Linked DNA regions of Homo sapiens: regions 2 and 3 are each linked to region 1. A link is a loop called in an ENCODE intact Hi-C map of the cell type or tissue named here. Cell type or tissue: psoas muscle. All regions are shown on one strand.

Region 1 (2,500 bases):
GTAGGACAACTTTCTCCCGGAATAGACAAGACACGCTAATCCAGGAGGGAGGCCTGGAGAGATGAAGACGTCGAGTCCAGATATGAATTAGTCGTGAGTATATTATTTGAAGAAATGTTGAACAGCTAGGCAAATATTTGATACCTTTGAATTGGAGCTGGCGTTTTCACAGGCAGAGTGCTGGCAGCTGCTGAGACATCCCCCTTACTGGTGGCATACCTTGCTGTCACACCCGGTGCTGCAGGCCACCTCTGTGGTACACTGAGAAGTAATTAAAGTTGCATGCCTGCTGGAATCCTCCGCAGCCATGCACCAAGCCTGGGTCTCCGGGACAGTGCTTGGCATGTGAGTGGATCCAAATCGCCTTTTCTTTTTTAAAAGAAATATTTATTTTCCTTAAACATACCATCATCTTATTAAAAGAATGAAGTTTCTGCCTCAGTGGGGCTCCTATTTTTGGAAAGAAAACATGATCTGTGGTTTGGACTCTCTAGTCTGTGATCGTGCGGAGGGGGTTCCCAGGAAAGACACCCGCCTTCCCTTGGCTCAGGAAACAGGCCTTGCCTATAAGGCAGGAGGATATGGGGGGAGACCTCAAGGTTTGGGGGCAGCTGTGGGAGTCTCTGCACACTGGCAGAGAATTAACTAACCTCTTGGAGCTTAGAGGGAAAACCCCGGGGAACAATGATGTCGGGGGCACGGTCAGCAGAGTGGCCGAGCCATCTGTACACCAGGTACCTCATCCGGGAGTGGGGGCTGGCATTGGCATCCCCAGTTTACAGAGGGGGAAACAGAAAATCCGCGATATGGCCAACACCAGTGATGTCAGAGCCGAGCCAGGGCATGACGGAGCGAGTATGGGAAGCAGTTTGCAGACCACCCCATGGGGTTTACAACAGCAAAAGCTAATACTCTTCGAGCTCTTGCCTGGGCCTGGGGCTCTACCTGCCTCGCTCAGTCCCCTGTCCCCAGGCTCAGAGGATTCTGGCCCCCCCCCCGGTGACAGTCCCCTCCCCCTCCCCCCTCGCCCCGAGCCTACAGCCCGTTCTGCAGGGGTCATGCCTTGCTCTTGACGATCAGGGCGATCTGCAGGTGCTCCTGGTGGGAGCCTGGCCCGCCCTCCCCTTTTCTGCACCCCCTCCAGGACCCGCAGCCAGCCAGCTCTGAGGTTAATTCTGTGACAGTGTGCAAATACGGCTGCCGCCAAATCGCAGCCTCGTGCCCGCAGCCTCGCGCCTCAGGGGTAAGGCCTGATTTCTGAGCTAAGGGAACCTGGGAGCCTTGCGAAGCCTCCACAAGGCACGCACTTCCATGAACCCCATTTTAGAGATGAGAAAACCGAGTTAGAGAGGGACGCACGTCACCCCCTGGGCACGGCACCGGCCACCGCGCGCTGGCTCCCAGGAGACGTGGGGCTCGGTTTCTGCTGGGAGAAGCCGAGCAAAGCCAGAGGCTGTTGGGGACTTCCCGGGAGAGCGGCGCGGGCGCGGGGGCGCGGGGGCGCTGGGTGGGGGTCTGAGCACCAGCCTGGCCAGGCTTCCCCGCTCCGCAGATGCCCGGGCGCCGCCACCAGATGGCAGCAGACGCTTTGCGATCGAGCGGCCGGGAGGGCGCGGGGCCGGGTCGGAGCGGGGTCAGGGGAGCCCACCCGCCGCGCGGCTCGGTCTCAGGGCCGCCTCCTCCCTCCGCTCCCCCGGGCTGCGCCACCCAGGCCTCCAGGAGCCCGCCAGAGCAGCACCCCGCCCGCCCTCGGGCAGCCACCTCACGCTGCTCAGGAAGGACTGATTGGCTTGGGCCGGAGCCGGGTCCCCCAGCCATCGACCCCGCGGGGAGGGCGCGGAGCGGGCGGGGACTGTGGCTGGGGAGGCCGCGGAGACCCCTCGGACCAGCCCAGCTCACCCCCGCTACGAGACGGGCCGTCACCCACGCGAGCCCTGAGGATGCTGACCTGGAGTGGCGGCAGAGGGCAGAGCGCGACCCTGCCCTGTGTCCCCGCGGCAAGGCCCGCGCTGGGCCCCGCCGAGCTCCACCACGCCCGACGACGCTCAGAACCCGGCCTGCAGTGCTGGATGCGAGGGGTTTGGGCGAGCATGGGTGCAGGCCCCGTGGGCAAGTCAGGGCGCCTCTGAGCTGGCCCTGGCTGGGTGTTGGAGGTGAAGGCTGCAGAATGGGGGAGGGTGGCCAGGCTCCCACCTCGGGGAGATCACCTGGCCCGTCAAGGGCAACGCATTGCACGGGGGCACAAAGATGGACCAGCGGACACTGGGGACTACCACGGGGTGTGGGCGAAGCAAGGGCTGAAAAACCACCTACTGGGTTCCATGCTCACTATCTAGGTAACGGGATCATTCGTACCCCAAACCTCACAGTACACCCGTGTAACAAATCTGCACGTGTAACCCCCCCCCCCCCAACGAATCCAAAATCAAAGTGGAAATTATTATTACTATTTTAAAGAGCAATTCAGGACGGGCGCAGAACAGGATGGAGGTTCGAGTGG
Region 2 (2,500 bases), 110 kb after region 1:
TCCCCGTGTGATGACGGTGAGCAGGTGCCGGCAGCCATGCCAAGCACCTCCCCAGACTGCTCTGCGGGACTCTCCTGAGAGGCAGTCCCAGTGCCGCATCTTACAGGAGGAGGTGAAACCAAGGCACAGAGAGATGAAGTAACCTGCCTGGGGCCACACAGCAGGGAAGTGTGGGTGCAGAGAGCCCATCTCCCCACCTCTCAGCTCCCAGCCCACGGAACTCTCCCTCCCTGGACTCTGTGTGAGGGATCTAATTTTTATTTTTACAAAGTGGCTTACACCTGTAATCCCAGCACTTTGGGAGGCCGAGGAGGGGGGGCGGGGCCCAGATCAAGTGAGGCCAGGAGTTCGAGACCAGCTTGGCCAACATAGCGAAACCCCGTCTCTACCAAAAATACAAAAATTAGCTGTACAAGTTAAGATGTCTCAGTTTCCTAATCTGTGAAATGGGTGCATTGGTGATTTCAGAGGTCCCTGCATGGTGGCTCTGGACTCAGATTCCAGTGGACACCCCTTCCTAGGATGGTCCTGGCAGTGCCCAGGTGCTCTGAAAAGGAGAATTCAACTGCAGGCACAAGTGTGGTGGTCGGGGGGTGGGGGCGTGTGAAGACCCAGGTGACCCAAGGTAAGGACCCAGGAGTTCGAGACCAGCTTGGCCAACATAGGGAAACCCCGTCTCTACCAAAAATACAAAAATTAGCTGGGCAGGGGTAACCTGTAATCCCAGCTACTAGGGAGGCTGAGGCAGGAGGATCACTTGAATCCGGCAGGTGGAGGTTGCAGGGAGCCCAGATCGCGCCACTGCACTCCAGCCTGGGCGACAGAGCGAGACTCCGTCTCAAATAAACAAAACAAAACAAAACAAAATGCAAAATGTGCAAAATGGGACAGAAAGTGGAGACCTAGTCAGGGGAGTTTAACATAACAATAGTGATGGCAGAAAGCATAGCAAACAGAAGTGACAGCACCCATCAGCCATAGGTGTGTGGCGGGGTTCCGGGCTGTCCGGAGGGAAGGGAGGGCCGGCCTGGCTGGCGCTTCCCGCCGCTCTCGGAGCGGGACAGCCCCGCCGCCTGCCTCCTGCTGCCCTCCTTGGGCGCCTCAGGCCGCGCCCTCTGCTGGCCAGTGGCGGCCACGCAGCCAGTCTTGCCCTTGGGCAGGAGAGCTGGGCCCTGGACCCTGTCAGGCCCGGACACTTCCTCCTCTTACTCATGGTTACCAGCGCTGCCCACCGAGGAACGAAGTTTCCATTCCCTCTGAGGGTTAGGGCCATCCCTCACACAGCACAGGCCAGGCTGGAGAAAGGGGGACCACAATGGCAACTTTTTTTGTTTTTTTAAGACAGGGTCACGCTCTGTTGCCCAGGCTGGGGTGGGTGCAGTGGCCTGATCTCAGCTCGCTGCAGCCTTGACCTCCTGGGCTCAAGCTCAGCCTCCCGAGTAGATGGAACTGCAGGCACGCACCACCACACCTGGCTAATTTTTTTTTTATTTTTTGGAGAGGTGAGGTTTCACTATGTTGACCAAGCTGGTCTCAAACTCCTGGGCTCAAGCCATCCTCCTACCTTGACCTCCCAAAGTGCTGAGATTACAGTGTGAGCTGCTGCACCTGGCCTCTTCTTTAGTCCAGTACATCAGAACCAGGAGGAGACCTCTGGGATTCAAGAATGCTGACATGTGTGAAAGCCCTCCCCACCGAAGTCCCGGGAGCAGCCCGGTGGGAAGGGCATCTGGCAGGTGGCAGAGTGCCATGGGAGCTGGTTAACCCACTAGCCAGACCCTACCATCCCTCCCTGCATGGCCTTGTACAAGTTGAGATGTCTCAGTTTTCTAATCTGTGAAATGGGTGCATTGGTGATCTCAGAGGTCCCTGCATGGTGGCTCTGGACTCAGATTCCAGTGGACACCCCTCCCTAGGGTGGTCCTGGCAGTGCCCAGATGCTCTGAAAAGGAGAATTCAACTGCAGGCACAAGTGTGGTGGTCGGGGGGAGGGGACGTGTGAAGACCCACATGACCCAAGGTAAGGACCCAGGAAGAAGGCAGCCGGGAACTCCATGGAGTATTTGCCCCAGAGCCCTGAGCCCCAGCCTGGGGATCTCGTAGCACACCACTGTCTCTTTCATCATTGGTGGTTTCTTGTCCTCTTGTCTTAGAGGGTGAGCATCCCCGGCACTCAGCCAGTTGCCTGCACACAGCTGGGGTTCTGCAGATATCTGCATGAGTGGGGAATGCCTGGGTGGAATCTAACAACCATCCCAGCCAGGCCCCTTCCTGCAGGACTCATGGGCTCCTTGCAGCCTCCATGCCTCCCTCCTGGGTCTCTGTCTGAGCACAGATTGTGCACGAGTGTTTCCTAGGTCCCCACCTGAGGCAAAGCGATAAGCAGAGGCCACATTTTTTTTTTTTTTGAAAGAGTCTCACTCTGTCGCCCAAGCTGGAGTGTAGTGGTGCCATCTCGGCTCACTGCAACCTCTGCCTCCTGGGTTCAAGCGATTCTCCT
Region 3 (2,500 bases), 140 kb after region 1:
GGAAGGTGTGGTCACCTCACCTGGCACACAACTTAAACAAGCCAAAGTGCTGGCCAAGAGTGAGGGACATCTGGAGTGGTAGGTGCAGGAGGGAGACGATGAATAGCAACTGTAGTTTCATTCACAGTAGGATTTCCGCAGGCCTCCCCCTTGAAGACCTGGTGACAGGTTGGATTTGATGCAGGGCATGCCTGAGTCTCAGCGGTCCAAGAGGGAGATGATCAGACAATCACGGGCACCGCCTCGCATCCTCCTGGCCTCCGCTGATTCAGCTATGGCAGTGGTGAGCAGTTTTGTGCAAGCTTCAGCTCATTTGGGCCTCACAGCACCTTGCCTCAAGCATGCTGTTTGCTTTGGCCCCAGGGCTTCCTGAATGCTGTGGCATGGGATGGCAGAAAGAGCCCATTCAGCATGCAAACATATGTTCAGCCCGAAGGTACGGGGGTTACCGTTCCCAGGGAACTCTCAGCAAATGGGGGAGAGGCAGAAGATTCTGAAAGGTCTTCTGTCTACTCAGCAGTCCGCGTGGGACCGAGCCCTGGGTGCCTGTAGAGGGGACCAGCCTTGGTAATCCACCCTTGTGTTGGCTTGTCCTTCACTGTGTCACCTTCCCTGTTTCCTCATCCTGCTTCCTAAAATTGCCTCCAAACTCCACCTTCCCTCAGAGAAGGACTGAAGTAGGTAAGTGGAATTTAGTATCAGGTTTGTAAGGGTGAGATCGCAAAGTACTTAAGATACAAACACAAAGTGTCTATCCTACAGACCTGGGCTCAGTCCTTTTTTTTTTTTTTTTTTTTTTTAGACAGGACTGGAGTGCAGTGGCGTGATCTCGGCTCACTGCAACCTCTGCCTCCTGAGGGTTCAAGCAATTCTCCTGCCTCAGCCTCCCGAGTAGCTGGGATTACAGGCACCAGGCTAATTTCTGTATTTTTAGGAGAGACAGGGTTTCACCATGTTGGCCAGGCTGGTTTCGAACTCCTGACCACAAATTATCCACCAGACTTGGCCTCCCAAAGCACTGGGATTACAGGTGTGAGTGAGCCACTGCACTGGGCCACAGCCAGTGTTGAAATTCCACATAATCACAGACTAAGTTAAAATTTCAAATTAAACATATCTGGATAATTTCATCATAGCAGAAATGGTGAAGGGGTAAATTCTGGCAAAGTGACACGCTCAGTTTGTTAGGTTACAATCGGGAGGGCAGCGTCTTGAACGCGCTCCGGCGCCCATGGTCCCTGGATTTCCTAATCTATAGCACCCTCTAGTGTTAGCTTTGCTTCATGTCCAGAGCTCAGTGGTAAAAGCCTGAAATTCTGCCTCTGCACAAACCATGCTAAGTGGAAATTTGTGACAGAAGAGGCTCCTTTTATTGCTTTTTCTCTAAGGAGAAGTCATCAGGTGCTTAAATCTTTGGAAATAAATTTGTGCCACCTGTATGTTTAAAATAAAGTATCATGCTTTATGCTTCATTTGTTCTTCCAACAAGTAATTGTTGGGGGTCCCTGCGGTCTGCAGAAGGCCCCATGTTGGAGCAGGAGGTTTTAAATGAAAACGCTGCACATTTTCACAGATGAACAGGGAAGGAGGGTGTCACGCCAATGTCCAAACGGGGAAGTAGTTGGCCGGTGCGTGCAGGGGAGAGAGCTGCCACCGTTCCCCCTCAGTCCCACCTCAGAATTCATCATCCTACCTGGCTCGGAAACAGATTTGGGGAGCATAAGCTCTCTTTATAGTTTGCCCCACAATCAATTTCAGTGCATCTGTGCAGAGTGACATGAACTGTCCTAAATGTCTTCTAAAATAAAAAGACACCTTTGCCTCACTCGGGGCTTCGCAGCATTAAATGTACTTGGGTTAAAGGCTTCAGCGTACTCCAGTGGGGGCGCATCTTCCTACACTTTGGATAATTCATATGCATGAGAAGACATCGTCATTTTCGGTGCAGTTCTGAAAGGAAGTATTAAGGGCGAGAATTTGATTTTAAGTGAGGGAAGGGGAAAAAAAGGTGTGAATTTAGCTCCAGACTCTGCAGAGGATGAAAGAAGATGTTATATTTCTGTTTGAGACGTTGCAAATCACTCTAGAGTGCCCTCTGAACTTCTCCCTCAGCCCACCTGTCCACAGAATGGCTGGGATTCACTCCACTCTCCAGGATTTACTGTCACCTCTCCCATCCACAGTCTTTTAGGAACAGACCATCTCAGACAGCCCCTAAAGTTACCGCATGGACAACAAATTGTTCTGCAAAGTGATAGCATAGAATGCACCAAAACATCTTGAAAGAAACTTACTCAAGATGTGCTTGTTTCCTCAAGATGATATTTTATTTGTTTTAACCGGCAGTCTTGTGGGTATATATGTCTATGTTTAGCCAAAATGAAAAATGCTCCTAAAATAAAATCTCAGAAACTTTGACCAGAGTGCTTGTATGTTCTAAGGGGGAAAGAGTGTTGCATAATTCGTTACGGGGGCAGACTAAACCTTCCCTCCACTTAGA

What was found. Hi-C counts contacts between places; a loop is a spot of excess contacts. Peaks named below come from ENCODE experiments on the same cell type or tissue, not always from the same donor. Only the 100,000 strongest peaks of a DNase experiment are listed, where the experiment ranks them.
Region 2: a loop joins it to region 1, with 9 times the contacts of the local background. A loop is called at or near these places in 106 of 110 quality-filtered maps.
Region 3: a loop joins it to region 1, with 11 times the contacts of the local background. A loop is called at or near these places in 82 of 110 quality-filtered maps.

The regions. Positions count from the first base shown.
Region 1 is chr19:29,872,751-29,875,250 of GRCh38, reverse strand. No RefSeq gene overlaps it. Among named protein-coding and RNA genes, the nearest start is that of CCNE1, 62 kb to the right of the region's middle. RefSeq lists a silencer at 1,502-1,961. In psoas muscle, a CTCF peak has its summit at 1,561 (motif pointing right); DNase peaks (open chromatin) are centred at 234 and 1,570; H3K4me3 peaks cover 2,324 bases; H3K27ac peaks cover 2,224 bases.
Region 2 is chr19:29,758,876-29,761,375 of GRCh38, reverse strand. No RefSeq gene overlaps it. Among named protein-coding and RNA genes, the nearest start is that of C19orf12, 45 kb to the right of the region's middle. In psoas muscle, a CTCF peak has its summit at 1,129 (motif pointing left); a DNase peak (open chromatin) is centred at 1,095; H3K4me3 peaks cover 375 bases.
Region 3 is chr19:29,729,405-29,731,904 of GRCh38, reverse strand. All of the region lies in intron 2 of LOC107985345 (a long non-coding RNA gene), which reads right to left. Among named protein-coding and RNA genes, the nearest start is that of C19orf12, 15 kb to the right of the region's middle. RefSeq lists enhancers at 994-1,043, 1,164-1,213. In psoas muscle, a CTCF peak has its summit at 1,282 (motif pointing left); a DNase peak (open chromatin) is centred at 1,224.